Linked DNA regions of Homo sapiens: region 2 is linked to region 1. Evidence: read pairs that join two places in POLR2A ChIA-PET (ENCODE). Cell type or tissue: Panc1. All regions are shown on one strand. Each heading gives the region's core, and the rest is flanking DNA. Links, peaks and the distances in the headings are about the cores only.

The links. ChIA-PET counts read pairs that join two places held together with the same protein. Peaks named below come from ENCODE experiments on the same cell type or tissue, not always from the same donor. Only the 100,000 strongest peaks of a DNase experiment are listed, where the experiment ranks them.
Region 2: POLR2A ChIA-PET joins it to region 1 with 15 read pairs; 6 of 35 experiments call an interaction of 5 or more read pairs at or near these places.

Annotation. Positions count from the first base shown.
Region 1 is chr10:21,088,596-21,104,935 of GRCh38, forward strand. It overlaps a transcript of NEBL not described here. Among named protein-coding and RNA genes, the nearest start is that of NEBL-AS1, 77 kb to the right of the region's middle. RefSeq lists an enhancer at 9,005-9,299. In Panc1, for the core only: no CTCF peak of the experiment used is centred there; a DNase peak (open chromatin) is centred at 9,086; H3K27ac peaks cover 3,622 bases.
Region 2 is chr10:21,499,303-21,515,642 of GRCh38, forward strand. It overlaps SKIDA1 (SKI/DACH domain containing 1), which reads right to left. Exons shown (of 4, transcript NM_207371.4): 4 at 14,173-16,340. The coding sequence ends at 15,794. Among named protein-coding and RNA genes, the nearest start is that of MIR1915HG, 10 kb to the left of the region's middle. RefSeq lists a silencer at 5,163-5,395. In Panc1, for the core only: no CTCF peak of the experiment used is centred there; no DNase peak of the experiment used is centred there; H3K4me3 peaks cover 849 bases; H3K27ac peaks cover 7,652 bases.

The DNA.
Region 1 (16,340 bases), core at 4,530-12,529:
CGGGGATGGAAACTAGAATATTTAGTAAATGGAAATACAGTCTACTATAATGACTGTAAAAGACAGAGTGCAGGCATCAGATGCACACATTAGCAGCAAAGAATAGTGACAGCCATCCTTCCAGTGGAAGATGGACTGTACCTTGGAATCTTTCTTACTCCAACATTCTGGACAACCACTACCAACTGGCAGAGGCCAGCAACTAAGATAAGAAGTATCTGCCAACCCTTCTACAGAGTCAGAGAGTCCAAGCTTCAGGGTTAAGGGAAGTCTTTCTAGAAGAGCTGGAGACTTTCTGGAAGAACTGCCCTCTGCCGTGAGGATGGGCAGTTAATGAACCACGCGAGGCAGGAAAGATTGTTTGAGGTAGCAGCACAGGTGAAGCTCTAGAGGGGAGATGGGTGAAATGAGGGTCCCCTGGCACTCTCAATGAGGAGAGATGGTGCAGTGACAGAGGAGACAGAAAAAGGGAGGCAGAACAGGTGTTAAGGAGGTCAAGTTGATTAGACAGGATTGTGTGGGAATTAAAGAAGAAGCAGTGAAAGAGGACATTTGAGTTTTCTGCTTGAGCGGAGTCTAGAGGATGCTGACATTCAGGAACTAGGCAGGAGGAAGGAAGGACAGGTCTGTGGGGTGACATGAGGTCAGGGCTGGATATGAGCAGTGTGAGCTGCTGTGGAGCCACACAGGGCACAGCTGGATCCCAGGCCTGAAGCTCAAGGTAAGAGCTGAACTCCAAATATGAACATGAGCATCATCAGCTTAGAGCTAGCCATGGAAGTCCTGGACTCCAAGACTGCGTTGGAACAAAGTGACTGGGACACGCAGCATGGAGGATTTCCATCAGAGCTTGGAGGAATGTTACTGGAGAAGGGGAGCAAGAGCACGTAGCCAAAGAGGTGGGGGGTGACACGGGTGAGTGTGGCAAGAGGGAAGCTGAGGGCAGAGAGACCGAGAAGGAGGAGACTGACGGGGAGCCACTGAATTCACTCAAAAAGTGGTGTACTGGTACCTGGCAAAAAGTGGGTGAAAGCCTGGGTAAGGGGGGCAGGACTGGAGGCTGCTCTCAATGATTGATAGGTGAATGGGAAGCGGGGAGGCAGAGGCATCCTTCACTCACCAATGTGCTTCAACAACAGAATCTTCTCCCTTTTCTCCCTCCTTCCCCTGCCCAGATAAACATCAAATCCTCCTCTGAATAAAAGTCCCCATTCGAGTTAAAATAAGAAACATGAAAACAGATGGGTTTTCCAAAAACATGTCCATAGTTCCAATATTCAAAATTACCCATTTGTAGCACTGTGCCTTCTTTTAAATTTAAAAATGATTACACATCATCTTCTATAGTGTGTCACATATGCAGAACGTACAAATGGCCTCTATGTTGATGACTCCCCGGTTTGTATTTCCAGCCCAGATCTCTGCCCCAAGTCCCAGCTGTCCCATTGAACATCCTGCTCACAACTCAGACCAAACATGGCCAAAGGCATCTTCCAGGTGCACTGTGAGCTCCAGGAGAATGGAAAGAATGAAAGTCCTGTCCGGTTAGGCCAAGAGCTACGGTCTTCCCAGTGAAGTGCTTGCAAAACAGTATTTATCACCCCAAGAACCACTGCCTACTAAAACTACACACAAAGATTCTTGCTATAAACAAAGATACATGGATATCTTCTAAATCACAAGGGCACAAGTACAGTCAGCCCTCCGTATCCATGAACTCAACCAATCGCCAATCAAAATATTTGAACAAAAGTGTAGAAATTCCTTTTCTTGTCATTATTCCATAAACAATACAACAACTATTTACACAGCATTTACATTGTATTAGGTATTATAAGTAATCTAGAGTGATTTAAAGTATACAGGAGGATGCGTGTAGGTTATATGAAAACACTTTGCCATTTTATGTCAGGGACTTGATGTTCTGGAACCTACCCCCACAGATATTGAGGGACTGTATTCCCTCCTTTGTTTTCTCTCTCAATTATAAGAATATATTTATACAATAAACAAATTAGTCACACTTAACACTTTTATTTTGGTACTTATCCAACTCACTGACCTGTGTCACACAACATCACTTGGAGCCAAATGCCAGCCTTTAGGAATTAGGAAGCTGAATGGCCGCCCTATCGCCACCTGGTTTTGTCATTAGCCAGTTTCCTCCTGGCTCAGAAGGCACCACAGCTCATCGTTGCTGGCCCCTGCTGTTCACTTCCTGTTTGTGGTTCAGTCTAGATCCATTTATCTACTGAGCTTTAGAAACACATCTCCAACCCACCAGCAGATCCATGCAGATGACCTGCAGACACTTCCGGCTCAACAAGACAAAACCAAGGTCATTATTCTATACCAAAAATGCCAATTTTTTCCCAGCGTCCCACCACCACCCACCCAGCCACCCCAACTAGAACCTCAGCACAATTTTGATTCCTCCCTCTCCTCCATGCCCCAAGGTCAACTCCACCTCCTGAACCTCTCTCGGATTCGTCTGTGTATTTCCTTCCCTACCACTGTGAACTGGGTTCAAGCCTCCATCATCTCTTTCCTGGCTTACTAACATAGCCTTTGACTGCAGTCAAGAAAACAAGTTCGTGTTTCACATTTAGCTAAGAAGACTTTAAATGTCTACACATGCAATTCCATTGTTGGGGGCCGGAGGTTGCCCCTTATGAAACATCTTGGTTATAAAATTTTCCTGCCAGAACATTTGAACTTGGATTCTCATTTTCCTCAAAAATCTTAAGAGTTCATGTGTCTGGGCCATTTCAATACATAAATAAAAAAGAATAAAGCATCAAGGATGCTAGCTAGATGTTATGTTCTTTCTATCACAATGAAAAAAATGTATGAGACAAATAGGCAGCCTACAAAATACACTGTTAACACAAAACAAAAATACTTCACTTCTTTATCCAATTAGCTATCAGTACCTCAAGTTTCCTCTGAAATTCTCCCAAATTCAGTCGTTGTTCTTCATCTCTCCACTTGAACTTATTAATTCATGCTTAGATTGCTACTTTCATTTTATTATATTATTTGGGGGATGGGGGTCAGGGTCTCACTCTGTCCAAGGCTGAAGTACAGTGGCGCAATTATAGCTCACTGCAGCCTCAAACTCCTGGGCTCAAGGGATCCTCCCATTTCAGGCTCCCAAGTTGCTAATACTACAGATGCACGCAACTACACAAGGCAAATTTTTTTATTTTTATTTTTTGTAGAAATGGAGTCTTGCTATCTTACCCTGGCTGATCTTGAACTCCTGGACTCAAGCAATCCTCTTGCCTCAGCCTCTCAAAATGCTGGGATTACCGGCAAGAGCCACCACGCCCACCTTGTCACTTTCAGATAGTTTTTTCTCATCTTGCATTTGCTATTGATATTTTTACCCATAGCTAATTTAACCCTATAACATATCTTTTTCTTCTATTTGTTAAGGGCGATTTTAGTTATGTCGTATCTTACAGAGTATCAGCAACTACAGGCAATCTGATAATGGAAGAGTTCTGTTCTCAATTCTTCATCAAGTTGTCCAAAGATACATTAAGCAGAACTGGTCGTTATGTGCTATCACTACTCATATGGTCTTTCATTGATTGTGGGAACAAGGATACATGTTCTACGGGTGTGCCATTCATTCATTCATTCATTCATTGATATGCCATTACTACAGTCAAGAGAAAGCACCAGCTTCCCAAAGTTAAAATAAACATATCTAGTACTATCCCACTGTTTGCCTGTGCTTCTAAATATAGAAGGCAGTTAGATTGCTCTAATACCATTTAGTTTGTGCAAAACCCTGTTTTTTACTATGTTCCTCTAGAAGTAACAGTAAATTATGTGATGATTTATTCCGATATCACTTCATGTATTTGAAGTTCGTCTGACCTGCCTATAATTTCCCTTGTCAATCTATTCTGGCTGTGTGTTTTATAAGCTAGTCACAATACTATATTTTAATTCACATGGACTTCTTTTTACCTCTATAATTTAATAATAATAATAATAATAATAATAATAATAATAATAATAATGGCTCACCACCAGAGTAGCACCTGCCAGTTCCTTTAGTAGCCAACAGGCCTTACTAATACAAATAGTTCCAGTTCTTCAAAGCACTTTTTAACTCTTTTTCTATTTTGACTCTCTACTTTCATCAAACCTGGGAACTGTTCCAGGCCCCTTCACATCTGATATTTCTTATGAAGAATGAATCGAGTAAGGCATTAAAAAGCCTTTGCCTTTTCACCAGCTTATGTTATCAGCTTTCCCAGCCTGTCCATCAGAGACCCATGCCAAGCAACTTGTGAAATTATATTACTCTAAAGTCTTTCTGGAACTTTCAGTAGCTAGCCCATATGGACAGGATCCAAAGTGGACTCACAGTATATTTTCTCTGATGTGGGAACAGTTTATGACAAGAGAATAATGAAAATCTAAATTGCCTTGTACAATTTATTGTATTTTATTTTTGTTCTTGGCTTCTTGCGTATCTACCAAGGAGAAAAGAGGAAATAATTTTTTAAGAGTACTTTTATTCATTTAGCAACAAGTCTTTTTTTTTTTTTTTCCATTTTAGCAGAGCCAAATGAAGATTCTTCAAGATATGGTATCTTTTCACTTGGCTGTTTCTGCCTGGGTGACTCAGAGGATAAGTATTTGGGAAAGACATGAATGGTAGTGCCAGGGTCCACCAGCCCAGAAGCATTGGACGCATTTTATCATAGGACCATGAGTTGGACAAAATTTTATAGGTGAGAAAAAAAGAAATGGGCTGGAGAAGGGAGACTGTCATCTCTCTTGGCTTGCTCTGTCTCCTCCTCTCACCCATCAAGTCAAGGGAACCAGACGCCCAAAGCCAAGTTCATCAGTCCCTCCATCGGCACTGAAAAAATCCATCAGTGTTCATAAGCTGCTAAGCTTGTGTAAACTGAATGCCATCTCCAAATTTCCAGTCTTGCCAACAAGCTGAAACAGGAGAAAGAATATGCAACCAGATGGGGGTCACAGCATTTTAAGTGCTTTCTTCAAGATTAAGAGTTGGTAGAACCAAGAAAAGGAAAAGACATACAGAATGTCTTCAGCTCATGTATCCACAGATCTCTGTCTTGTTCAGGTATATCTAAGCTCATCCACTGGAAGAGGAGAACAATATTTTATCCTGAAAAATCTACTGCTTCGTAAACAAATCAATACATTTCTTGTGAAAATCTTTTATAAAAATGTCCTAGACTGGTTTCCTTAGCCTTCATTGCATGTGTTACTCATGATCCATGAATCACACAAAGTTCTCACTGACCTTCTTTTCTACAGAGATATTTTTTGCGGGAACCAGAAAACATTTTGTCGTTTTTGTGAAAGACTATTTTCCATTCTAAGCTTTCCATAGAAAACTATATTTATCTGTGGTTTGACACATTAAGCATCACTACTCAACTTAATTTGTTCTTATGGGTCCTTAAGAGTCTAAAAAAGACCGGGCTGGGTGTGGTAGCTCACGCTTGTAATGCCAACACTTTGGGAGGCTGAAGTGGGAGGATCACTTGAGGTCAGGAGTTCAAGACCAGCCTGGCCAACATGGCAAAACCCCATCTCTACTAGAAATATAAAAATTAGCCAGGTGTAGGCCGGAGACGGTGGCTCACGCCTGTAATCCCAGCACTTTGGGAGGCCGAGGTGGGCGGATCACGAGGTCAGGAGATCGAGACCATCCTGGCTAATACGGTGAAACCCCGTCTCTACTAAAAATATAAAAAATTAGCCGGGTGCAGTGGCAGGCGCCTGTAGTCCCAGCTACTTGGGAGGCTGAGGCAGGAGAATGGCGTGAACCACAGAGGCGGAGCTTGCAGTGAGCCGAGATTGTGCCACTGCACTCCAGCCTGGGAGACAGCGAGACTCCGTCTCAAAAAAAAAAAAAAAAAAAAAAAAAAAAAAAAATTAGCCAGATGTGGTGGTGGAGTGCCTGTAATCCCAGCTACTCGGAGGCTGAAGCAAGGGAATCACTTGAGCCTGGGAGGCAGAGGTTTCAGTGAGCTGAGATTGCCCTAATCCACTCCAGCCTGGATTTTTGTTGGAAGAAACAAAAAAGGCTAAAGAAGACCAGAAGTCTGCTCCTTTGTAAATGGGACTCTTGGGTGGTGGCATGAATATTACAGACTCCTGTTAACATCAGATGACAAAGCAAGGTCACCTCTTTGCTTCTAAGTCTCACATTGTAAAATTAATTTCACCGAACCAGATTCAGCAATTGGAAGAATGGCAGTATCGTAGGAGAGACTAGAACCCTCTCGTCATAGTTTCCCAGGTGATGGTGAAGAAAATCCTTGGGCCAACAGACAGAACACAGAAAACGCTCCCTATAATTAGGTGAAGGGATCCAAAGTGTAGGTGTGCCTATATCCATAGTAGTGTATTCAAAATCTGACACCACTAAGCATTATGATCTGGGAACCACCTGCATCCCATTGAGAACTCACTTAGATAGAAAGGTTTGTTTCCAATTCACATTCCAAGGCCTCATCTCAGACCAACCAACCATATCAGAATCTAGAGGTGGGGCCCATGAATCAGCTCTCTAGACTGTTCATAAGTCCACTAAGATTTCAGAACCCCTGCCCTGAAAGCTGACCCTCACAAAAGTTCCATCCAACAGGGAGTTATCTAGGGAGTGGTAAAAGGTAAAGACATTTGGCCCAGGTAGTGATGGAACCAGGGAAATTCTAGCCTAAGAAAAGCAGATAAAAGATAAGACGAACATGGTCAGAGTGATGACCGTTGACAAGGAAAGATGGCCAGGACCAACTACAGATTCCCTTCGATGTAGAATTTTAAAATTCTAAATCACTAAACTTTTGGGAAATGCTGAGTTAAGGGTGTTAAACGGTGCTATTAGCATAACTGTACCTTTTAAAACCAAATCACTAAACTGCTATTTAAACTGTTAAGCTTAAGGATTTTGAAGCTAATCGGATTATTTAGGATGTGATTTTAATGTAAGTAGAGTCCAAACAAGAATGGCAATTTTCTATTAAATCTTGAAGGTTTTTGAAATCAATTCATCTTAAATCTGAATTTGGGGCACTTGGTGCTCAGAGAGAAAGGGACATCTCAGTGGCATCTGTCTCCTAGTCACTGGTTAGCTTCATCTTGATGCAATGAGATGTAATATATTCCCTTCAGCTTTTTGAGAAAATGACAAGGAAGACTTGGGGTTATCTCTCTCATGCCTCCCTCATCCATGAGTCCTCTTAGTACTGTTCAAAAGATGACGGAACTAGAATGTAAGAAAACCTGGGTTCTGAGCTCTACAAATCCCCTAACTAGACTGGATAAGTCATTTAACCTTGGTAGGTTGCAGCTTCCTAGTCAGTAAAATGAAAAAGTTAGACCAGATTATCCTCTGGCTCTAACATTCGAAATGTAACATTACACACAATAGTGATGCTGTGCTTTAGGCTTTAAATAGGATTAAATAGATCCCATAAGCATGTCCATTTATTTTCCCCTAAAGAGAAATGTAATATGTCAAAATAATCCTGTTGTTAATATTGTGACTTGGAGTGGAAAAAGCATACATGGAAAGAAACAAACACTACTGTGGACTTCAATACCACTGAGTTCTAGGATCCTCGTCCTTCCCTCTCTCTTCCCACTGTCCTTTGATTCCCTGCCTTTCCCTATTCTCATCCTCAGTCAGCTAATTCCCCTTGTTGGATATACATGGAATATAAACCATAATACAATTTGCATATAAAACTCGCTTCTCAAAAATACTGTTGAGGCTAGTATCTTAGATTAGCCTGAAGAAGTTGTTTAAAAGCCCTTTTATTAAAGAGTTTATTTAAAGAAAAAAAACAGAATGTTTACACGGGCTTTAGAGCAACTTGGTTTTGAGTGTGTGTGTGTGTGTGTGTGTGTGTGTGTGTGTGTGTGTTTTGAGACAGGGTCTCAGTCTGTCACCCATGCTGGAGAGCAGTGACCTGATCATAGTTCACTAAAGCCTCAAGCTCCTGGGCTCATGCAACCCTCCTGCCTCAGTTTTCCCAGTAGCTGGGACCACAGATGCTCACCACCATGTCTGGCTAATTTTTACAATTTTTTATAGAGGTGAAGTCTCACTATGTTGCCCAAGCTAGTCTCATACTCCTGGTCTCAAGCAATCCTCCTCCCTCAGCTGCGACAGGATTACAGGTATGAGCCATCAGGCCCGGCCTGAGTGTATATCTTTTTAACATAGATTTTGGCTAGTTTCATCACATTGGTCTTTCTTTCATTAACTTATCTCTCCTTTTTGCATCACTCTAGACCCAGCTATTTCATCTGAGCTCCCCACAAATTCCTCTACCCTTCTCTATTACAAAAAGGCTCAATCAAAAATCTCCAAGGCATCCTTAAAAAAAAAAGGTAATATTTCCTGGCTTATATTTTATTTAAATACACTTGTAGGAGTTTTACCTTCCCAGATACCACTACTTTGGAAATTTTCACCTCCACTCTCCTAATACTTTATTGTTTCCAAATAAAATTTATAATAATTATTCATTGCCTCTTTGCAAATAAAATGAGCTCAATATCCGGCCAGGTGCGGTGGCTCACGCCTGTAATCCCAGCACTTTGGGAGGTCCGGGGGGGGGGTGGGGCAGATCACAAGGTCAGGGGTTCGAGACCAGCCTGACCAACATTGTGAAACCCTGTCTGTACTAAAAATACAAAAATTAGCCAGGTATGGTGGCGGGCGCCTGTAATCTCAGCAACTCAGGAGGCTGAGGCAGGAGAATCACTTGAACCCGGGAGGTGGAGGTTGCAGTGAGCCGAGATCACACCATTGCACTCCAGGCTGGGCAACAGAGTGAGACTCTGTCCCCAAAAAAATACATAAATAAAATGAGCTCAATACAATGGTGTGTCCTTTCTGTTTTCTATAGCAATAGGCTGACCTCCATTTCAGCATGGCTTAAATGAGTCATTTTGTATATTGCCAGGCCCTGGGCTCTGCCTGTACTATTCTGGTTACATCATTACCCACAAAAGATTTACAAACAGGTTTCCATGGCAAGCTACAAGAACAAATGAAAGAAGTCCAAGAGAAGTGTAAACAGAAAAGATAAGTCTCGGTCAATTTCTGATGAAACTGGAATGCAAGCTACCCAAAGCAACGACTTCAATCACCACAACTGAAATGATTGTCATTCCCCTGAAACACGACAGGAACCGCCCAATAAATGAAGACATTGGACTTTTTTATGGATGTAATAGTCACAGCTCCATGAGAAAGACTCTAGTAGCACAAGGGCAGTCACCTTCTGTATACCAATTTTTTTCCTTGTTTAATGGTCTAGACAAGTGTTACTGCTGTAATTTGTGACCCTACGTGAAATGAACATTCGTAATAATCTCCTTTTGAATCTTGATGTTTTCTGTAACCCTGGTAGCTAAGTGCTGATAACAACAATTATCTAAATGTTGCAAAAGGATGAAATCAGTAACAATGGGTCTACTGAAAAGAGGCAAAAATGTGAGTGGATATGAATTTATAACAGCAATAGGGCTAAAGCTGCAGGGCCCTTTCATGTAGGAGGATAGCAACACACACACACACTCATTCACATACACACACATTCTCACTCACACGTGCACACATACGTACACACACTTGTACACATTCACACACACTGTCACACAGAGAGTGCAGAAATGAAAGGAGACATTTTCACGCATCCACACAAAAGACAAAGATCAAACTATGACTCTTTCCTCTTTGCAGCCCTACAACTCTTCCTATCACACAGCAGGTCATCAATAAATGCTCATTGAATTGAAATATGGTACCAAATGCAGACTCAGGAAACCCAATGGTATTTAATAATTATTATGCAAATAAAACTGCATCTTTTCACACAGAAATAGGGGTGACTTGTTCTACCTCCCTTAGTAATGAGAAGCCATTCTGGACATCTTACTGCTAGACCTGGAATAATTTCTTGTTTCTCAATTCCCTCTCTTAAAAATTCCTCCCTTCCCAATCAATCCATGAAGATAAACTCAGTTCATTTGGTGTCCTACAAGATTGTTACAGGAGCGCATAAATACACTCCTATATACATATGTATCATCATAAGCTGAATGTATATAGAAAACAAAAAAAATTAAGGAAGTCCTCCTCTGGCCAGCTTTCCCCCATGGCCTCTCACTTGAACAGTTGTTTTGCCTGTAGCCACAGGTTTAGCAAAGAAATCAAAGTGAGATAAATCTAGCCAGGCATGGCGGCTCACACCTGTAATCTCATAATCCCAACAATTTGTAAGGTGGAACCAGAAACATCACTTGAGCCCAGGAGTTCGAGACCAGCCTGGGCATCACAGCAAGAAACCACACCCACCAAAAAAAAAATAGCTGGACATGGTGGCACACACCTGCGGTCCTATCTACTCGGAAGGCTAAGGCGGTAGGATGGCATGAGCCCAGGAGCTCACGGCTTCAGTGAGCCATGATCGTGCCACTGCACTCCAGCCTGGGTAACAGAGAAAGACCCTGTCTCTAAAAATAAAAATAAAATCAAAACAGAGTGAAGCATATATACCTTTTTCATAGACATATCATTTTTTAAAATGACATGAACCTACTGAGTAAATTATTAAACTAAAAGTGACGGGTATGAATTCAATGATTCCCATTTCTTCTTCTATAACCTCACACACTGAGTAGCCCACCCACCGACATGGCTGCTTTGCTCAGCTTGCTTCCCTCCTCTCCTTTCGCGTCCTCCCCTGTCTGGTGCCAGCCTGTGTTCTGTCCCTTCACACCAGCTTGCCATTGCTATTCCTGCCATCTGGAGTCGGTTTTCAGTATCTCTGTCTCATCAGCTCTCCATCTATTTTAAAATATCATCTGAAAACATATGTTCCCCCAACCACCACCCCTTTCAATTTCCTCTCTGCTTTTATTTATTTCATCTTGACTTCCTTTAGCTCTGAAAAACTCATCTGATTCACTTCAGAAAACTGCTCTACAAAGGGCCGTAACTGCATTTGATATGAAAGATTGTAATCTCTCAGATTTGAAATATCTCATATGAGTGGCCAGCACATGTTCTTCCATTTTATCTCCATGAAAGGATGGAAGGAGGGAGAAAGACTGTGAGCCAGGAAATGAGGGTATTTCCAACATTAAAATCACCTTGAATGTTGCAGATCAGTTGCAAGTGTTCACTGTTGCACACTCCTCTGTTGAACAAGGCCAAAGAAGCCAGCCCAAGATATTACAGTCACTGAAGTTTTGAAAGCAGGCTGTTCTGAACATCTTTGTAAACACTTATAACTCAATAAGAAACTGTTGAACCCCTATTTAGGTTTGCCAATAACAGAGTTGCAAAAAAATAAAATAAAATAAAAACAAGAAGTCCTCCTCAATCCTTTCTATTTCCCTTAAAAACACGCCCAATAACCTGGCCTAAAAAGAAACAAAACCCCAAAACAGGGAGGGGATGAATGTGCTTAGACACCCACTCAGTCAAAAACTTCCATTTCCAGACTGCCCGGCCATCACATTCTATTGACTCTTTAGTTTCCCTAATTAACCTCTGCTGCTGTGATCACCCCCTTTTAATTCTCTTGGCGAGCATTTACTAAGCGTGTGTGGGATGTGTGGTACCCGACCATTCCCCACCATCAGCCGGTCCTTTTCCACGCTGTGCTGTTGACTGTGTTTCTTTCATCCCACTTGCCTTTTCTTTCTTTATTCCCTCTCGCCACAGTGAAGAAGCTGAAAAATGAGGAGCTCACTCGCAAACTCTGCTCCATTGTCAGCTGTGCGGGCTGCCGCAGTTGTTAGAGCTGGAAGAATCGATGTTGCTAAGCAACACTTTTGCACCCTGTGTAAAAGATAAAGAGTGCAAAGCATGGCTCTGAGGATGAGGCCGTCCAGTTTCCCGTGAACCCTGGGGGGCTGACCTCTGTGCAATCAACAGAAAAATGTAGATTCTGTTAATACAGGGCTTGGGGAGGAAAGTTCTTCAATTTTCTTCCTTTTTCTTTAGATCATTTCTAATTTTCTCCAAAAGAAATATGACCTGATGGGCAAAGAGATGGATATCAAACCCCTAGTTTGGGTTTCCAGGATTGGTTTTGCTACAGATTTCCTTGTTGAACAGAGCTACTTCATTCTATATCCTTCCATGACTCCGTTTCTTCCCTGTGAAAAAGTGGAAATGAAAATCAGCTGCTTCACAAAATTGTAAAAGTGAAGTACTCAGCAATGACTAAACTATTATCCATTAGATGATGATAACAAATTTCCTGTGATTGGTCTCAGATGGCTCTTGTAACAGTTTTTGTTTCTTTGTTTGTTTTAATCGAAGTTTCCATTCCCACACATCGACCTTTCACGGGAACATTTTGTGGCTTTTTTTGGAAGGAAATACTCACCAGAATGTAACTTTAGAGACACAGGGGAGGTTATTTCCTTCATTCACAGGCCTGAAGCAGAAGTGGATGGACCAGGGATGGGGTAGAAAGGTGAGCCTGTCTCCTAGCCACATGACTCAAGTCTCCCCTCTGTGTCACTTCCTGAATTGAGGCAAGAAGTGAACAATCGGGAGACATTATGATATCATTTTCCATGAATTCTAATCATCTGTAAGGCTACAGCTTCTGTGATACTCAAATCCTTCCCTGTGGCTAAGGCTGCTAGGCAGCCTCACAGTATCGATTCTCAGTTCTTCCAAGGTAAGACTTCATGCCCAGATCACGTGCAGGCAATGTGGTCAAGTAACAGCTCTGGCTAAAACAATCCACGCAGAAGTGATGGGTAGAAATTTCTGGTAGTAGTTTTCACTCCTCCTTCTGCTACCCCTTCTTGTTAGAGGGAAAGTGGACATGATAAGAGCCACTGTGAAACATCTGGACAAAGGCAAGACCTAGAGACGGTGGGGAAAAAAGAAAACAAGCCTGGGTCCCTAATGGTTTCCCAGAGCAGAGCCCCTGCATTAGCTAGGACTTAGGTGACAGAGAAGTACATTTCCACCTTGTTTAAGCCACTGTTGTTTGGCTTCTCTGTCACTTGCAGCCAAACTCAGATCTTAAATACTATGTACCCCCACAATTTATGTTCCACTTCAGAAGCTCTTCCAGACCCAAGGAGTGTCAAGCACGCCACTAAAACAACTTTGTGCCCAGAGGAAACTCCAAATGAGCTCAATAAGTGGAAACTGTAATAAGATCTACCACTTACTGAATGCATCTTTCCACTATACCAAGAAAGTGAAGCACTTCTCATCTATAATTCAGTTTAGGAAACATCACGCTTTGACTAGCCAGCATCTATTTACTGAGCACCACTGTGTACAAAGCATTGTCCAAGACAGAGTAGAAGCCACAAAGGTAGACAGGGCAGGCCTGTCTTCCATAACATTCTCATAGGTGTGTCACAAAATGTAGCATTCCGTTAAGGGCTTAATTAAACTACCTGTAACTATCCTGAACAATTCATTTTACTTCTCTGCAATGTCAAACATCATTCCTAAGGTCTCATCTGCTCTAAATGTCCAGACTTCTACCACAACTGTTAATAAGCTACTTAAATGTTTCACCAAAGGCAGAAGTTAGGATTCTTACCCAATGCACAATCTAAACTTAGTCTCGAAATTCTCTATATCTTCTTTTTTTAACAGCTTTAATAAGATATAATTGGCTCACAATATAATGCATATATTTAGAGTGCACAACTTAATGGATTTTGATATATGCATGTCCATGAGACTATCACCACAATCAAGATAATGGACGTTTTCATCATCAACTGTTTCCTTGTATCTCTTTGTAATGCATTCCCCATCCTTACCCACTAACCCAAACCCAGGGAACCAACAATATGCTTTCTGTTGCTATAGATTCAATTGCATTTCCTACAGTTTTATTGAAATTGAGCCATATAGTGTGGACAAATTACTATTGTCTGGTTCCTTTCACTCACTTTGAGTTTCCTTTGAGTGCAGTTGTCTTACTGGCATGCTTGACATTTCTTGGATTTTCATTCTTTTGAGAGTCATTAAATATATTGATATTTCCTTTTCATTATGAGTACTATTGCATTGTATGAGTATAACAAAATTTAACCATGTACCTGTTGGAATTCTGGATTGTTTGTAGTTTAGAGCTATCAGAAATAAAGCTGCTATGCATGTTTGTGTACAAGTCTTTAACACATGTTTGCACACATGTTTTTTGTTTGTTTGTTTTATTTTTATTTTTATAGTTCCAGGGTACATGTGCAGGATGTGCAGGTTTGTTACATAGGTAAGAGTGTGCCATAGCGGTTTGCTGTACCTATCAACCCATCACCTAGGTATTAAGCCCAGCAGGTATTAGCCTAATGTTCTCCCTCCCCCCACCCCACTTCCAGACAGGCCCCAGTGCATATTGTTCCCCTCCTTGTGTCCATGGCACACATATGTTTTTATTTCTCTTCGAAAACTATCTTGGAGTGGAATCACTGGGGAGTATGGTATCTAACTTTTTAAGAAACTACCAAATTATTTTATAAAATATTTGTACTATTTTATAAAATAAAATGTATGTACAGGAGCATATGAGAGTTCCAGTTACTCCAAACATTTTTCAACTCCTTTTTTTTTTTTTTTGAGATGGAGTCTCACTCTGTTGCCCAGGCTGGAGTGCAGTGGCTGCAATCTCGGCCCACTGCAAGCTCCGCCTTCCGGGTTCATGCCATTCTCCTGCCTCAGCCTCCCCAGTAGCTGGAACTACAGGCACCCGCCACCATGCCCGGCTAATTTTTTGTATTTCTCGTAGAGATGGGGTTTCACCATGTTAGCCAGTATGGTCTCCATCTCCTCACCTCCTGATCCGCCCACCTTGGCCTCCCAAAGTTCTGGGATTACAGGCATGAGCCACCGCACCAGGCCTTTTTCAACTCTTGATAAGGTCAGCCTTTTCCATCTTAGCCATCCTAACAAAAGTGGTTTTACTTTGTATCTACTTAATGACTAATGATGTTGACAAAAAGAGGCTCCTTCAACTCTTCTGCCCATTTCTAATTGGGTTTTTGTCTTCTTCCTGCTGAGTTTCAAGAGTTCTTTATATATGTGTGATACATATTTTGCAAATATTTTCTCCTATTCTCTGGCTCCCTAGTCATGACATGCGATTATTAGTATCTTTTGAAAAGAAAAAGGTTTTCATTTTCATAAAGTCAATGTATCCATTTTTTTCATTTATAGTTATACTTTTTGAGACATATTCTTAAAATGTTTGCCTAGCCCAAAGTCACTAAGACAGTCTACATTTTTTTCTAGAAGTTTAATTGCCTGAACTCTTACATTTAAGTTTATGATATGTTTCAAGTTAATTCTTCCATGAGCTGTGAGGTAAGTGCTCAGGTTTTGTTTTGTTTTCTTTTCATGCTTCTGGATATAAAATTGTTCCTGCACCCCTTGTTGAAAGAATTCTCCTCACCCAGCTGAATTAACTTGGTGTCTTTGTGGAAAATCACTGCTCTACATCGCCCTGTATATCTTCTACCTGTATGATATTACCACACTGTCCTGATTACCAGAGCTGTATAATAAGGTTTAACATCACATACTATAAGTGTTCTAACTTTGTTCTTCTTTTTCCAAAATTGTGTTTTTGAATCAGCAAGTCAAATTCTACAAAACAAAGAGCCTTCTGGAATTTCAATTGAAATCATGTTAAATATATAGATCAATTTGGGGAGAACTGATATCTTAACAATATTGAGTCTTCCAATCTATGAGCATTGTATATCTCCCCATTTCACTAGGCCTTATTTAATTTTTCCAGCAACATTTTGTAGTTTCCAGTGTAGAAGTTTTACACATTTTTCCTCAAATTTATCCCCAGTATTTCATAAGTTTTGATGCTATCATAAATTGTATTGTTTTCAGTTTCAAGTTCTAATTGCTTATTGCCAGTACATAGAAATGCAAATGATTTTTATATTGGCTTATATACTGCATTCTCACTAAACTCACGTATTAGTTCAGTTGATTTTTTTTTCAGATTCCCTACGATTATCCACATAGACAATCATGTGGTCTGTGAATGAAGGTAGTTGTATCCTTCTTTTCTAATCTGTGTGCTTTTTATTACTTTCTCCTGCCTTACTGCACTGATAAGAACTTCCAGTACTATGTTAAATAGAAGTAATGAGGCAAACATCCTCACCCTGTTCCTCATCTCAGGGGAAAACTTTCTGTCTTTCACCATCAAGTAAGACGTTAGCTTTACATTTTTTGTAGATGCCCGATATCAGGATGAAGAAGTTTCCATCTATGCCCAGTTTGCTCAGAGTTATTATCAAGAATT
Region 2 (16,340 bases), core at 2,099-10,098, 410 kb after region 1:
ACAAAGTGTCTTGATCTTTCTTTGGGAGATACTGTTAAGGGGTTTCCGCAAAGCATAAAGTGCTTGTTTATATTTCTGTCTTTGGACCGCACTGTGGATGGAAAGAACCAATGAATACTGCTTGAAAGGAAATCATACCGTAAATCCGTCAAAAATTAATTCGTCCAGTTGAATGTTACATTTCTATTTTCTGTTTTCGTGTTGGAAGCACCCTGATTTGTCACCAGAGGAGAAGTATGACCAGGTCTGGGTCCAGTTGACATGCCCCCACGTTCAACCCTGTCTATTTTCACCACTTAATACTATTAATGTGTTTAGTCTAAACTAGTTAACTAAGAATTTATTTGGGGGCGAGGAAGAGCCAACCTTTGCCCTGGGAGTTCTACCCAGCCCACTCAGCTACGTCCGGGAGCCTCCGCAACTCGCATTTCCCAGTCGCAACCCTGGGTCATTCCTGCCTCCGTCCCAGCTCCCGGACAATTCCCAAAGCCAAAGGCGTCGAGCGTGTTACTGGCTCCCACCAGCCCAAATTAATAATCAGCTTAACTCGTGGAGGCTTTGAGCCCCAGTGCTCCGTTCCCTGAAGCCTCCCAGTGCGGAGCCCGGCTCCTGCGAGGACATCCTTGGAGGGGGGCCGGGGCGCAGGGACGGATTTCCTGGGAAAAATTGTCGCTGGCGTGTTGCACCTAGAGGGCTGTGGGCAAGGAGGCACGCACCAATGTCCCAGTTCTGGGCTCTCAGATCGGGATTCCTCCAAAATCGCGACAGCCGCTCAGGTGCTGGGTGCTCACGTTGGCAGCACAGAGCGCCAAATGCACGACCCCGCGCGCCGCGCGCGACCTCCACGCACACTTAGAGCCGAGGTGACAAGGGAAGGCGGCGGGGGTGGAGCCGCTCTCTGGTGGAGCATGATCAATCACTTTAAAGGGTTCAAAAGTTCCAAGTTCCCCTTTGGAGGGGAGAGGTAATGCTTCCCGCGGCCTGCTTCTCTCTGAGACCCGCGGGTTCCCGGCAGCCGCGCAACCACTGGGGATCTCGGCTGCCGCTTGCGGGAGCCCCTTCCGGGGAACACGCTCTCCGGGCCGCGCAGCCGGGCGAGGTTGACGCAGCTGCTAGGGGGCAGTTTGGCTTCCCCGGGAGTACCGGAGTCGCTCGGCAAAAACGTGATCTCAGCCTGCAGGGCCCGGGGCGCGCGCTTTTCCCTTTCTCAGCAAGCGGGAAAGGCCTGTTGGCAGAGGCCGGCGGAGTGCTGGCGGCCTGGCGGCTGGAGGCTTCGGCGGAAACCTGAGCTCCCTGCGACCTGTTCTGCTAGCAGGGGCGGGGGAGAGCCCCAATAAGCCGCCCCAGAGGCGGACCGTGCAAATTCCTAAGAAAAAGCCCTCTAGAAAACACCAAGCCCTTCCAAAAGCCGTGGCTCTGCCCCTCCCCCGTCCTGCGGCCTTCCATCCTGGCCCCTCGCATCACCCAGCCGGCCCTCACCTGCTACCTGGCCAAGGGCCTAGCCACCCCTCTGCGTCCCCGCCCCTGCTTTTAAGCTCCTTCTCCCCCTGACCTTTCTGAGGCCTGGGCGAGGGTAGCCAGGGTGCTGCAGAGGAAATGAAATTGTTCTGGAGATTACAGTGGGGCTTTGGGCCAGAAGGGTTTTTCCCCTTCTTTTTCTCAAGCTTCCATGTTAAGTGCAAACTTGTATCTCCCGTCACAAGAATAGCCAAATTTTCTCGCTTATTTGCAGTTTTGCAAAGTTCTACACACAGATCAGTGAACCTTAAGCGCCCTTGTTCAGCCCCACATTGTGGAGGTTTGTCAGGGTCCCTGGGCAGTGAGCGTAATGACAGGTGAATCCAGCAGCCCCAGGGGGAGCCCGACCTAACCCCAGGACTTACAATAGGCCAGGGGGCCAGAGGCTCCCCACACAGCTTCCAGCAACAGGTACTCTACACCAGGGCAGGCCTACAGGGTCCTTCGGCTTAGGCACTGCCCCTAGAAACTGCTTCAGTGACCTGGGACAGAGAGGCCCCACCCACATGTCTTCCCCCAAGGAGATTCCTTCTCTCCAAATTACCCCTCGGTCACACAAGAACAAGAATCTCTGCGCTCTGTGCCACCTGTCCAGACACAGCCAGGCCTTGTTTCAGCTGCAGCAGAGGCCCTCACAATGTAAGCCCATTGGTGCTTTCAACCTGCTTGTTCTTCTGACATGATTTAAAATAAAGAAGAGGAGGAGGAGGGAAGGCAGAAGAAGAAGCAGGGAAGAGGAGGATGGGGGGTGGGGAGGAAGAGGAGCAGGGGAGATGCAGAATAAAAGATGGCCAAAGGGGATCAGCACAAAATGGAACAACTCCTTTCTTATCCAAATTGCCCCATAACTCAGTCTTTCCCACACTCTAAAAGAGGGATAACTGGTTTCAATAACTATTAATACTTTCTCGAAGTAACTTTTTTGAGTGAATTTTACTCTTGCACCTGACTGGAACCGACCTACCCCTCTCCCCAACCTGAAGAGAGGAATGGGCCATGTACCTTTGGGGAGATAAATAGCTTTATAAGGCATAATAGCCTCCCTGTAGCCAGTCATCACTCCACAGAAAGCCAGGGAGATTCAAGCTGTGAGAACCCAGGTGCTTTGTTGCATAACCAATCTCAGCCTTAATCCAGCCAAGGTCAGCCCACATTAGATTCCCAAGAAATGGGCTTAAGGTTCCTCCTCCTGTCTGGACCATTCACAGGTAAGGAGATCCTCACAGAGAAATACATCTAGTACTTACAACCAAACTCCAAGTGGGAGCAAGTCATCATTGTGATGAGAGTAGAAGACCATGGCAGAGAAGGGAGGAGGTGTAGATATGTGTAAAGAGAGAGAGAGACATGTTTGCTTTTGCCCAACTCTACAGTTCTAGCCTGACTCAGTCCATCCTCACTCAACCACCAGGGTAAAATAGAAATCAGCCTCTGGGTTATCAGAGAGAGAGTAGTGGTTGTGTGTGTATGTGTTGGGGGATGGGGGTTGTTGCTTTCTCCAACCCCAGGCTAGTGTATAGGGAACGATATCACAGATAGGAAAAGATGGAGTAGAGGGAAAGAGAGGCTGGAGGAGAACTACAGCCTACAGTCACTCTGAGGAACTCATCCTCATTAAAGAAATCCTTTCTATGATGCTGCATGTCTTCCTCAGATTTGTGGCAGCCACACTGAAGGAGGAGGCAGCTGCAGGAGCTGCCGCTGCTGCATGCAGGCATCCAACAGTGTGTCCCTAGCAGCCGACTTGGTGTCCCCAGTGTGAAGAGCCCAGGCTTTGCCCATTAGGCTGTGACTGAAAACAATCCCCCTGCTCCAAGCAGCTTCCACAGTGACTACCCCAAATCCCTAAACAGATTCCTGGACTGAGAGAATACAGTTCATAGCATGAATGTCTAAGAGCGGGATTCAGTTAAAACAAAAAAAAAGATAACAGAAAATCCCACCCAATTCTGAAATCACTAATGAAATCATGTGTGGTAGTGGGTATTTGTCCCTGCATGGATTACAGTTTCATACTTTTGTCCCTAGAATGACATTTCAAAAATATTCTCCCCTATGTAGCACCAAAGGCTGTTTTTATGGCCTGCTATTGTGAATCAACCTTCTGTAAACCATATTGTGCATTTTCCCCTGGATTTTAGTGAAAGAAGAATTGTGCCAATGCAACTGCTTTGTCCCAGCGCTGAAACAAAGACTAATACACGGGAAAGAGGCAGCCTCTGCAAAATGTACTCGTCTCTGATTTGGGAGGAAAGCTCCTAGAGTGACCAGCCCATAATTGTGGTTGATATTTAATCCCCCTTGGTACAAAGGCTCATCTTTTCACTAAGCAGAAGCACCATTGAGATACGCCTAACCTTTAGGGTTATATCCCAAATGGGGAGTCCAGGGCCTACGCTTGGATTATCTAGGTCTCTTCTATTTTGTAAAAATATACACAAAAAAGCATTCCTCACAACAAAGCATTCCTAATCACTTCAGCTTCTTGGTGGATTTTTATTCCTGTGTCCACTTGGGGTATTGAAATCGATCGCTGCAATATTTAATATATTACACTCCTAGGGTCATCCCTCTCCTAAGACCGAATTCTCTCCCTCATGCCCTCAACTCAGCCCAGTTTCTATCCTCCCACTACCATCTGTCCAGGTCCTCTGTTTATCTGTCCACATAACGCCTTTAATTCTCAGCCCAGCCAGACAACTTCACGTTTATTCTGTTTTCTTCTGTTATGGAAAATGCTGAAAGCTGTAGGCAACAGTGCACTTAAAAGGGAAAATGAGGAGCTCAGTAGATTGGATAAAATTAACCTGCCACAAACAACCTCATTAAAGAACTGCCTACCAAGAGTTAAGAATTAATAGCAAAATGGATGGGAAAAAACCCTTCAGTGAAGAGACCTTAAACCTCTTTCCCTGAAAGGTGCATAATTTACAAGCCCAACCTAACATTCAGTTTTATTTCCCTTTCCTAGTGACCTGTCCCATAACCTTGTAATCCACTGCGGGGGTGTTTTCTCTTTTGTCCCTTTCTTCTGGTTACACACCCATAAGTTTGCAAGCCCAAATATTTTCTGATATTTTTGGTTCAAAAATGCACTTAAATTATTTGGAGCCTTTTAATTTAGAAAGACACTTTAAGAGACTCCTGGAATACCCTTTGGGAATTGTTAGATGATTTGAAGAGTGCCCTTAAAAGAACTGTGTTTGGATAGGAGGGGGCTGAGGGAATCATGCATAAAGAAGCATGAAAAACCAGAGTGAGGACATTTTGTAGATTTAGTGTTCTGATGGCACTGTGGTTTATTTTGCACATGAAGTTCAAATTTAAGTAAAGCCCATGTATATGGGCTGTAAGTTGCTTTTCTAATGTTTTATTGGGCAGTGTATTCTATATTGGCATTTTATATGCATAATCTCATTTCAATGCAGAGCCGCATACTAAATCCTGGAGCAAGCAGATGAGAATGCTATATGGATATTACACTCAATTTCATTGGCTTCAATGAGACTTTGCACATCGCGATTTCCATTGTAATGGCTTATCTTTGGCTAGAATTTTACACATTGACATGCTATTCCTTTGGCCAGGATCCTGAATGAAGAAACCATGTCAATGGAACAGCCATAATGATTCCATTCACATTATAGCAGGTAACTGGGATCAATGGTTCTAACAGAATTTATAAAAGACTTCCTGCTTCTCTTTTTCTTTTCTTTTCTTTCTTTTTTTTTTTTTTTTTTTTTTTTTTGAGACAGAGTCTCACTCTGTCGCCCAGGCTGGAGTGCAGTGGCACGATCTCGGCTCACTGCAACCTCCGCCTCCCAGGTTCAAGCGTTTCTCCTGCCTCAGCCTCCCGGGGAGCTGGGACTTCAGGCGCCCGCCACCATGCTGGGCTAATTTTTGTATTTTTAGTAGAGATGGAGTTTCAACATGTTGGCCACGGTGATCTCGAACCCCTGACCTCAAGTGATCTTCCCGCCTCCTCGGCCTCCCAAAGTGCTGGGATTACAGCATGAGCCACCGTGCCCGGCCTTCTCTGTTTCTTAATATTATTTTTTTGCACTTTTTTTTTTCCTGAAGGAGATCACAGTTAAAATCAATCTTGGAGTATACACTAAAGTAGTGGTTCAAAACAGGAAAAGATAGGAAATTCACAATCAGGATGCTTCCAATTCATCTAGAGATCCTTCTGTTGTGTCAGGATATTATATGTAGTGCCTTCATGTGTGGTAGGATCAGATCCTATTCAGATAAACCAGTTAGAGACTCACAGAAAGGACAAAATTTTAGAAATACTTGTAACCTTCTTAAGTCTACAAAATAAGTTATATTTCTTTCCCACTTAAGTTCTACAAAATAAGTTGTTTTTCTCCTGTTTAACAGTAATCTTAAATTACAAACACAGACTGAAATATATAAGATAATAAGAAATGTTGGCCATATTAGAGAAAGTAGATGTTTCAGAGGTAATTTCTTTAAAGGAGATGATAGAAGTGTGTAACTAATTTCCTAATTTACTTTTAAATTTATGGTGCATAAAGATGTAAAAGGATAAAAAACACAAGAATTAAAATATTTTCATTATTTTCTTAAAGTCATGAGCAGCAAAACAATTGAACAATTTGAATGTTAACCAAGATCTTCCGCTTAAAAATCTTCCTTATTTAGGAAAGGGGGGAAAAATCCCACCTCTCTTTTTAAAATCAGATAAGAAACATTCCGGTAGTAGTGATGTACACCCTTTTAATTCTTAATCATAAATGTTTAAGTTTGTTTTAAAAGTCTTTATTATTAACAGAAAAAATAAAAATTGGCTTCCTAAAGGCCAATTTGCCACATGATGTATAACACTGGGAACAAAATTAAAAGCATCTCTTTACATTTGCATCTGGCAATGTGCTCCATGTTAGAACCATAGCCATGTGTTTATGGAGTGCAGCTCTCCTGGTCTTGAGATACATGCTGTTTTTTATAGCCTAACCAGAATAGCTCAGCACATGCAGGGCAAGAGGCTGCAAAGCCCTGGCCCCTCACCCCAGCAAGGAAGCTCAGGATCACTGCAGGCTCCCACACTGCTTCTCTCAGCACTGGTGTAAGTCCAGATCTTACCCTCTTTCCACTTCTGGAGCAAATATTATGAAATATGGGTATTTCCCAACATAGCCTTCACCTGGGTGCAAGGGTTAGGTAGGGGGAAGGGAAGAAGGGGAAAAGCTGAGAGACTGGGAGGAGAGAGAAAACAGAAGATACAGGGAAAAGGGGAGAAAGGTAAATAAACCTGTTCAAGGCAATTCCCACCGTATCATGCAGGTTTGACTTTGAATGGATAGGATAACTAGACATCTGAAAGCTTAACCAGCTACTGGTCTGCATATTTGGACCCAACGTAGAGGAAGAAAACGAATCTCAGACATTTGCACCACTGACAGTCAGGGTATTCATTTGAAGGGAGGCGGGGGGAGGAAAGAAAGAGATGAGAGAATGAATGTAAAATGTGTCTTTATTCCTGAATATCCAAGAATCTAGGCCCTTGCAGAGACTGAAACCCCTGCCTACTGACCAAGTGGTAGCCTTCAGATCTCTCATATATCTAACTTTCACAGAAAAGGGGGAGGAGGTCAGCTGCCTCCACTCAGAGCAGCCTCTCTTCCACACGGTGTTTCCTTTCTACTGCTCATCACTTACCACAAGTATTGCGTTTTTCCTGGAGCCAACTTAAACTGATCTTAAAGAGGGCAAGCACTAACAACAGAAATTCCATTTTAACCTCTTGTGCCCTACATGTGCTTCTCCCAGCCTCCAGAATTCTGAGTTTATTTGTTTGTTTGTTTGTTTTGGTGGCTTGAGGAAAAGGAGAGTAAGCTGCCACTCAGATGGTTTCTCTTTTTTTTCTTTTCCCTCCCTTCCTTCCGTGCACTGGGGCTGGAGAAGGCCTTTGCAGAGCTGCCCTCTGCTAGCCTGGTGATATTTTAGGGTCTAAGTCAACTGACTGCTGAGCGTTTTCCATGCAAAAAGGGTCCAACACAAACGTGTTGATGGTAGTGATTAGATGAATAACTGCATCTTACTGGAAGGCCTCTAGACTGCCTGCTACTATCTCTCCACCTTTTTCTTTCTTGTTTCAGTTATCTACCCTGAAGGAAGATCCAGACAGCAGGAATTAAGGAATCAGGGACACTCTGGCATCCTAGGTACTTGGGTTGTTTCCCATATATTCTTTTTAGACTATATACATACACATCTGTGGGCAGCAATCTCTTCTGATTCTCTTTTGGAATCCCTCCCACCCCCCACATACACACCTCTCTGGCCTTAAACATTTCTTGCAACAAGGGGACAACCACTGCCCTTTCCTGCCCCGCCCCCGCCCCCCACACACACCCGGTTAGGCACCAGTCGCCCCGCAGCCATGGCCGCAGCCGGAAAAGAATAGAGAGCTCGCTGTGCTGCAATCCAAGCCGCTCAGCTCTGGGCGAAGAAGACATCGTGGGAGCTAAGCAGTGGCACAGGATAGGGCTGTTCCCTGACCAATAAAGCATTTATTCAGCTGAGCAAACGTTTTCGGAGCACCCAGCATGGCACTGCTAGGTGCTGCTGTTCGGTCCCAGGAAAATAAAGGGAGATGGCAGTCCGCAAGGCGAATGTGAGAGGAGACCTGTACGGAAGCCATCGACAAGAGTTTCACACTACACGTTTTGGGGTCGTGTTTTTCCAAGCAAACCCGAGTGATCTTTAGGGAAAGCCAAATACACTAGACGAAAACATCCTGTTATGAGAGGCAGGGACGGTGGAAGCACAGCTATCTGAGAGTGCGTTAATCAGTCAGGATAGGGGCTTGGAAGCCCAGGGCTTGAATTTGGTGAATTCGTGCAATTTGGAGCATTTCGACTTAGTATTGATCCCTAAACTCAATTTTGAAAACAGCCTCCATTGCAGAAGTGTGGGTTGTGTTATCCCAGTATTTGCATGCATCGATTGGACTAAAATAAAATGCATCATACTCTCTGCAAAGAAGGAAGAGGCAGGGACAATCACAAGAGGAATAGCAGAAAGTGCATAGTTAATATGGGTTGTACGCGAATCCGTGAAACAAGTGCCTTAAACCCAGGGGGATTTCACGTAATAGCTAATTTGGTGAGAGCTAGCGCGCAAGCAAGCAGAGGGCCATCTTAGAAGGGAAGGAAGATAGCTGAATATAGGCTTTTCCTACTGGAATTAACATTTCCTTGTGATTTGCATTAGCTAATGTCTAAACCCTCACATGCAGCCCACCTAACCCAGGTTTTCTTCTACGCTTGTAGGCTCAGTAAGGAATTGTCTTCCTTCTAACTGCACTGCCAGAGCTCAGGGGCTGCGGAGAGGCGGCTGCTGCTTTTCCCCCGACCCACTGGGTCCTAAGTGCCGGGAAAGGCCGCAGGGCAGATGCTGGGGAGGCGCTCTCCGCTTGTCCTCTCCCGGCCTGCAGGACCCCAACGGGTTCTCTCCTCAAAGTTAATCCGAGGAATCCAGCGCCTGCCTGGTTTTGCCCATACCCTTCTCAGGTCCCAACTGGGAGGAAAGGGAACTGGAGGAGATGGGAAAAGGAGATAGGAATATTTTATCTTAAAGAAGACATTCTTTTTCCTTGTTCAACACACAAAACCAAAACCCCTTCCTCTTATTTCTCCCGTCTTCCGATTCCATTTTAGTTTCTAATGGAGACTGTGTGTGTGTGTGTGTGTGTGTGTGTGTGTGTGTGTGTGTGTGTGTGTAAGAGGGAGAGAGAGGGAGAAAAAGAGAGGGCGAGAGGGGGAAAAGAAACAGGGGGTTAGAGAAAGAAGAGAGAGATGGAGATCCCTTTAAACAAAAGACAAGAGGCCTGAGCTGGGGCCTGGAGCTGTCCCCGGAGCCTGCTCTGCCCCGCAGACCCTGCGGTCTCCAGGCCCGGTAGGCTTTTTCAGGTTCCGCAGGCCTGGCCGAACCGGCCAGATCCCGCGTTCCAAGCGTCTGGAGAACTGGAGACAAAGCCCAAGATCCAATCCCACCGCAGAGCGGCTCAAGCCGGCGCCCGGGACCCGCGGGCCTAGGCGCGACCCCCAGCAGCCTGTGACCGAAGAGGGGAGCCCGGGACCCCTCCGCCTCTCCGCAGCCCTCTCGGGCGGGGTCCCCCAGGCCCGCCCGGTTCCCCCTGCCGCACTCAGCCAGCTGCTTTTGGAGGCCTGCGAGTTCCAAACACGCCTTCCCATTAATTAAAACCTGGAAAGCCTGGCCACTTTCTTCTCAGGCCGAGGCAGCATCTCCAGAGGTCCCCGCGGCACTCTCGGCCGGCAACGGCTCCCGCGCGGGGCCTTGGAGGCCGAGCGGCCATTTACTGCCCTGTGATTGCGCCGAGGACCAGGTTAGCTCATAAAGCCTTTCACACTCAACAATGGGGATTTTCTCAACAATTAACAAGAAACAACATAATAAAGCCATTTACAAAGACCTTGCTATTTACTATAAATTAGGCACTCTTTAAGAGACCAGTGCGTAATTTCACACACTTTACAACTGGGGCTGCATTTTAAACACCCGGGAAAACAAGCTTGTTGCACTTTCCTGTGACCTAGCTGCGGTGCACCTCTGTTTCCCCTCTTCCCCGGTAGCAGCTTTGTTTGCATTGCTGCACTCCAACCTCCCCAACCGAGGGTGGCTTTCCAGGTCACTCTCTCACGTTTCCCGTTTCCAGGCCATCATTCCCCTTGCAGATGCACGGAGAGGTTCCCAGGGATGGGGACCACGCGCCAAACCCAGCCAGCCGGGCCTCATCCCATTCCTCCCACTGTGGGAGTTGCGCCCGGCCCTGCCTGCGCCCCCCGCGCCCTCCCCAACACCCAGGGCCTCTGGTCTTGAACCACTTCCCAGAAGGCGTTCGCGGCCACACTGGCCCAGGGGAAAGCCCCAACCCTTTGCCACTGGCGATCCACACGCGCCTTTTGGAGGCCTTGGCCAGCCCTCCGCCCAATGCGAAGAGCTGGGCCCCATTTGCCTGGGGAGCGGAGATGAGGCCTGGGCGAGAAGGTGAGAAACGGCGAGGCTGCGTGTGCGTGTGCCAGGGTGGGCGATGACTTCGGGACACACAAAAGGAGCGCCAAGTTGAGGGGAGGCGTTCCAGGCCCCGAGGGCCGGCCCCCGCGCGCCCTGCGCCCCCCGCTCGCCCCTGGCCTGGCCCCAAGGCCGACTGGCCGAGAGGCTGCTCGGGAGGTGCCGCGGCGCTGGCCCTGCCGCTCGCCCCGGGGGTCGACATCGTCACCCATTCAGAGGACAGCAAGATCTGGGCGGGAAAACAAAAGTCACAAAGAAATTTGTTTGCCACCATGCAAAATGGCGGCACTTAAACATCTTTCTTGTGGTGGTGGCCCGGCCCAGAGAGCCCGGAGCTGCCCTAGGTTTAGCGCGGTGCGCCCTAGAGCTCGGCGGCCTGGGGCAAGCGAGGGGGAAAGGGACCCTGAAACCCCTGCGGCCCCCAAGCCGGCCCTTAGCCCGCAGCCCATCGCGCGATCAGCCGGCCCCTGCCTTCCTTCCCAGCCCGCCAAGCCCCTAGCCCGCGCCAGCAGCCCCCGGCCACTGACCGCTGTTTACAAACACAGCCTGGGGGTGGGGTGGGCCGGCCGGAGCGCGGGCTGGCGGGGTGGGGGCGGCCGCGCGCCCCGGAGGACGCCACCAGCAGAGAGGAACGAGGAGTTGGTGCGAGAGAGCGGGCTCGGCAGCTGGAAAGGACTGAACGCCTTGTTTTTGAAACTGTCAATTCCCTCAACCCCTATTGTGAGGGCTTCATGCAAAACATCTCAGGCCTTTTAAAGTAGGAGCTTGTGAGGCCGCCACAGTTTGAAAAGAAGCGAGAGAGGAGCGGGGGCCCAGGGCATGGGCGAAGAATGATAGCTGGGCCCCCCTAAGCCCTCCCCACGTACTCTGTTTTTTTTTTTTTTTTTTTTTTTTTTTTTTTGCAAAGGAGGGCATGCCAAACAGGTAAAATGCAGCCCTCCCCCACCTCCTAGATCTGCCCTATGTCCCCATCCCCCAGGCTAGTTTGCAAAATGCCCTTTGGCCTAGGGAGCAAACCAAAACCAAAGCTAGCATCAAAAATAGTTTTTCCTTACAGGGAAGGGGAGAATCCTGGTATGATTGGGGTGACCGGGTGGACTCGCTAAGGTGGATGCCCTGTTCCTCCTTGCCAATTTCCTGAGGTTAGTTGATGGGAAGCATTTTTTTCCCCCTTTCCTAGTTTGGCTCTGGGAACTCCTTTTTACAACCTTCCCAGCAGGAAGTTATTTTTAAGGTGAAGCAAAACTCACCACATTTTCTTTATTTTTTAGATGCTAATGCTTATTAAAAAAAAAAAAAAAAAAACAACTTTACCATGAAGGATTTTTGTTTTTGCTCTTTGAAAGAAAAAAAATGCTTTTGAGGAATTAGTTTCTACATCTCTTCCTGCATGCAAACAAAACTGTCATTTTCATATCAGCAGAAACTCCCAATTCTTGTTGATTAGAACTTTGAGGAATTTCTAGACCATTGAAAGTCGCCCAGACACAGAAAAGATAAAAATCCAACACCAGCCCCATGTAGTTTGTGTTATTGTTGTTTAGTGGTGGCTCCTTGTTGATTTTCAAATAAACAACCATTATTGAGATTACTCCACTGTAATCAAGTAAGCCAGTAGAAAAGAACACCCACTTTAAAAAGTAAATAGTGGAAAAAGAGCAAGCTGCATTTTCTATAAAGGCGGATAACCTGACTGTGGAAGACAGAGTACACACACCTCTTAAAAAAATATTTAAATTTTCATTTCACAGTCTTATCAGGAAATTACTTTTATAGGAGACCAAAAATAAGTTTGTTAACCCAAAAAGTTAGAAAAAGAGCCTTTTCCTGCTTTTTTTCCTCATGTCTGTAAATGTTGGACTTTAGACACAGGAATCAGTCACCCTGGAGTCATATAGTGCTTGTTTTTTTGTTTGTTTTTAATTCTATGCCCTGAAAACATCTAAATGTAAAAATGTAATCTATCAATGGAGGTAACTTGTTTTTTTCTCAATAAGGCTTAACTTTCTGAACAAATGGGACATTTATAGCAGCTTAGAAAAGTCTAGATATTGTCATTAATCATAAAACAACCAAAATAATATAAACAGTACTGAGAATAATTCCCATATCAGAATGGGGAAACAACTAAGGGGCTAGCAGGAATTGAAAGAATACCTTGTATTTGCAAGTTACTGCATACTATTTGGTACACTTTCCTTACAGAAGCCCTAACTCAGGTTTTGCTGTGGTTGGCTGGCTTATGGTAGTACTGTGGGGTGAAATTTGTGTTGACTATTTAATTTCTTTCCTTTTGATGGTATCACTCTGGAAAGCCTCGGCCTCCATGCTGTTCATTCTCCAGCTCCTATAAACTGAAACTATTGATTCTCTGAGGGTTAGAGACTAAGTGTCAAAGCTGGAGGCCAATATTTTATGTCAGAAATTCCACAGGGTATATTTGTTTTAAATTGTGCTTATTCCATCTTACAGTCCTTCCACATCCAAGATCTGTAGACTTCAAATTTATTCTCACTTTATAATTTAGGAACAATGAGTCCTTAGCCAACAAGAGAAGTACTAGTCTGCGTGTAGTAGTCACCGTACTTTGAACTTTCTTAACTTAGAAGTAATTAAAGAGTAGAAATTACACTCTTCCAATGTGTGTGTCACACTTTTTACAGATTGATTTTTCAGGACAACTTACTGCACCTAAATTCTGTATTGCTTTCCAAAGAGGAAAGAACTGAGATTATGAAGCCAATTGTTTAGCTTTCTGGGGCTTTAACTATAACATGGACTGGTCTTTGGAATTATATACAAACAAGAATTCAAGGATACCATCCCCAAATTTTCACTTTGACCATATCTACCATTCCAATAAAAAAGAATCCAGTGAACCTACACCTGGCATGGCAACATTCAAGAAGGAAAGGAAGGAAGGTAGTTGAAAGCATCTGTTTACTCCATCCAAATGTATTTGGATGCAGGTATTCTCAGCCTCGGTCCTTTACAATAAGAGGAAAACCACAGAGCATATTCAGCAATTAGGGGCTGAGGCCATCCAGATCTAACTGAAACATTTATAGACAAAAGGAAAATTTCAAAGGGAATAGGAACTAAAAGGTTAAGGAAAAACAAAAACAATAGACTGAATTTCCATGAGAAATAGTGACTTAAATTCACACAGTAAACATTTCATTGGTGTTTTGTTTTGTTTTGTGATTTATGATCTATAGATGCAACTTCTTAGATTCAAGATAGCAAGGATCTGAGATACATAATTTGTCAGACTAAAGGAGGTGGGCCAGAAATTATTAGATTCAACTTTCATTAAAAAAATCACTGATCTCTGCTTCACTTTCTTAAGCCTGAAACTTTTCCTACTTGATGTGTAACAAGTTTGTAAAGTTTTGTTCTTGCTTGGAAAGAAATCCACCAGTGTTCTGCACAGAACCTGACTGGCCTCGTCACATAGTATTACAACAAAACACTACACCCAATAAATGCATTTCTTTCAGGCAAAAACATTACAAGTGAAAATGTCAACAAAACCATTCAATCCTGTTAACCGTTCTTCAATCTGGAATAAGTAGAAATGTATGGAACCAGGAATTTTAAACAGTGTTTTTAATTGAAAATAAAGCTAAAGCATGCTTTTCAACAGTGCAAATTTCCATAATTTTGATTTACTGCTTCCATCATCACAACACAGTACACCAGCATGGCCCTTACCCAGGGCTAGACCCTAGCATTTGCATGTTGAACTACTTTGATTTTAAGTGCAAATATAGATAGTCACCTCTGATTGTCACTTGCAGTAGAAACTCTCCTGCTCTATACACAGGATGGTCTGAAAACACAAGTTTTAGAGAGATGCAGAAAAAGTATAAGGTCATAAAATCCAAGTGCCTGAGTTCTGGTACCAAAAAGCCCTGAAAAAACTGTTATTTTTCATTTGGGGTATTGCAACTCTGACCCCTCATTTTCTTTTTCTTGGTTGTATTTACTGATTTGTCACTATCAAGAGTTCGGCCATGAAATATTCTGCTATTACGAGAAATATTTCAGCCCGGGCATGGTGGATCACACCTTTAATCCCAGCACTTTGGGAGGCCGAGACAGGCGGATCACCTGAGGTCAGGAGTTCGGGACCAGCCTGGTCAACATGGTGAAACCCCGTCTCTACTAAAAATACAAAAATTAGCCGGACATGGTGGCACGCGCCCGTAATCCCAGCTACTCAGGAGGCTGAGGCAGCAGAATCGTTTGAACCCAGGAGGTGGAGGTTGCAGTGAGCCAAGATTGTGCCACTGCACTCCAGCCTGGGCGACACAGCGAGACTCTCTCCAAAAAAAAAAAAAAAAAAAAAAAGAAATATTTCAATTGTTTTGGGAGTTTGAAGAGTCATGTTCAGACCACAAGATAAGCAGGACAATAGTAAGAGTCACCTTATTTAAAACCTTTGGGTGAGAACACAAAACAGACTTTTCCTGTTGCAAAGGAGTGGCTTTAAAAGTAAAATCACACCCTTTACAAAAAAAATACAATTCCGTATTTATTTTACTCAGTATGTATGAGGCAGCTTTTACTAGCATTTAATCAGGACTCACACCCCAATCTTTCCACTAAAAAAAAAAAAAAAAAGTTAAGTGCAACTACTCTTGGAGAGGGAATAAGGGGAGTCAAAAGAAAAAGATACCCCACAAACAAGAGCTCCAGAAAATAACATTTTGGGCTCACAGAAACTTCTTGCTACCTCACCTCACCTCACTGTGTAACCATGTAACCTAACAAACTTTCACTGAATTAACAGTTACACTTTCAGCTCTGAAATCTAGTGCATAAACTTAATGGCTCATTGTAATATTTATTATTCAACCTTTTGACATTTATTTGTAGCAGTTGAATTGAGGTACCGGGTGCATTATTAGCATCGAAACAGTAAAGTGTTCCAGCTCTACCGTAATAACTGAGTTTTACTTGAGTCTTTAGCCTGAAGTAGTCTGTGGAATGTAAACCAACCCTTCTCCCACCCCGCCCCCACCCTACTCCAGAAAAAAAAAAAAAAACCCGCAACGGAAAAAAAGTAATCCGATTTCTGTCTTCAAAATGCGATAAACCAGGACTCCAAAGGGGGTGTAACACATTAATGGACTTGTACAAACCATCCTGTGCAGTTTACAACAAAAGGAAGGTAATATGGTTCAAGAAAATATCTTCCAAAACATTTTTATGAATTAAATTTCCTGAATTTGTGACTAGGTGGAAGAGGTATTGCAGAACCGCCCAGCTGCCATTTCCATATAGGATGGGCCTTGTGAGGAGTTTGAGAATCCTTAGTGGTGTTTAAGGAATACGCCGGCCACAAATCCCCATCTCTCCCAATAATGAGTGATGGTGGACAAGGAAAATTTGCCATGAAATGAAATGGCCTTTTCACTGCTGATGCTACATTGCTGGCTACCTTTTTGCGTCTGTTTATAACTGTAAAATCATCCAGTGTTCCTTCATTTGTCTCAGTTTTACCTGTAGGACGAGGGCTTCTAGCTGATTTCAAATTTGGTTTGACTGGAGGTGTCTGAAGGACAGGTCGCTTTCCCAGTACTAGTGTCCGGTAATTTTTTCTCACCCTGGCACCAAATTTATATTCCCCATCCTCAGGTTTTGGAGAACCTAAAGTGCATGAAAGGCCCTGACTTTGAGCCAGTGGATTTAAGGAAGGAGTTTCTTTTTCAGGGCATGCAAAACCTTCCTTGGCTGTGGTTAACAAGGCGTCC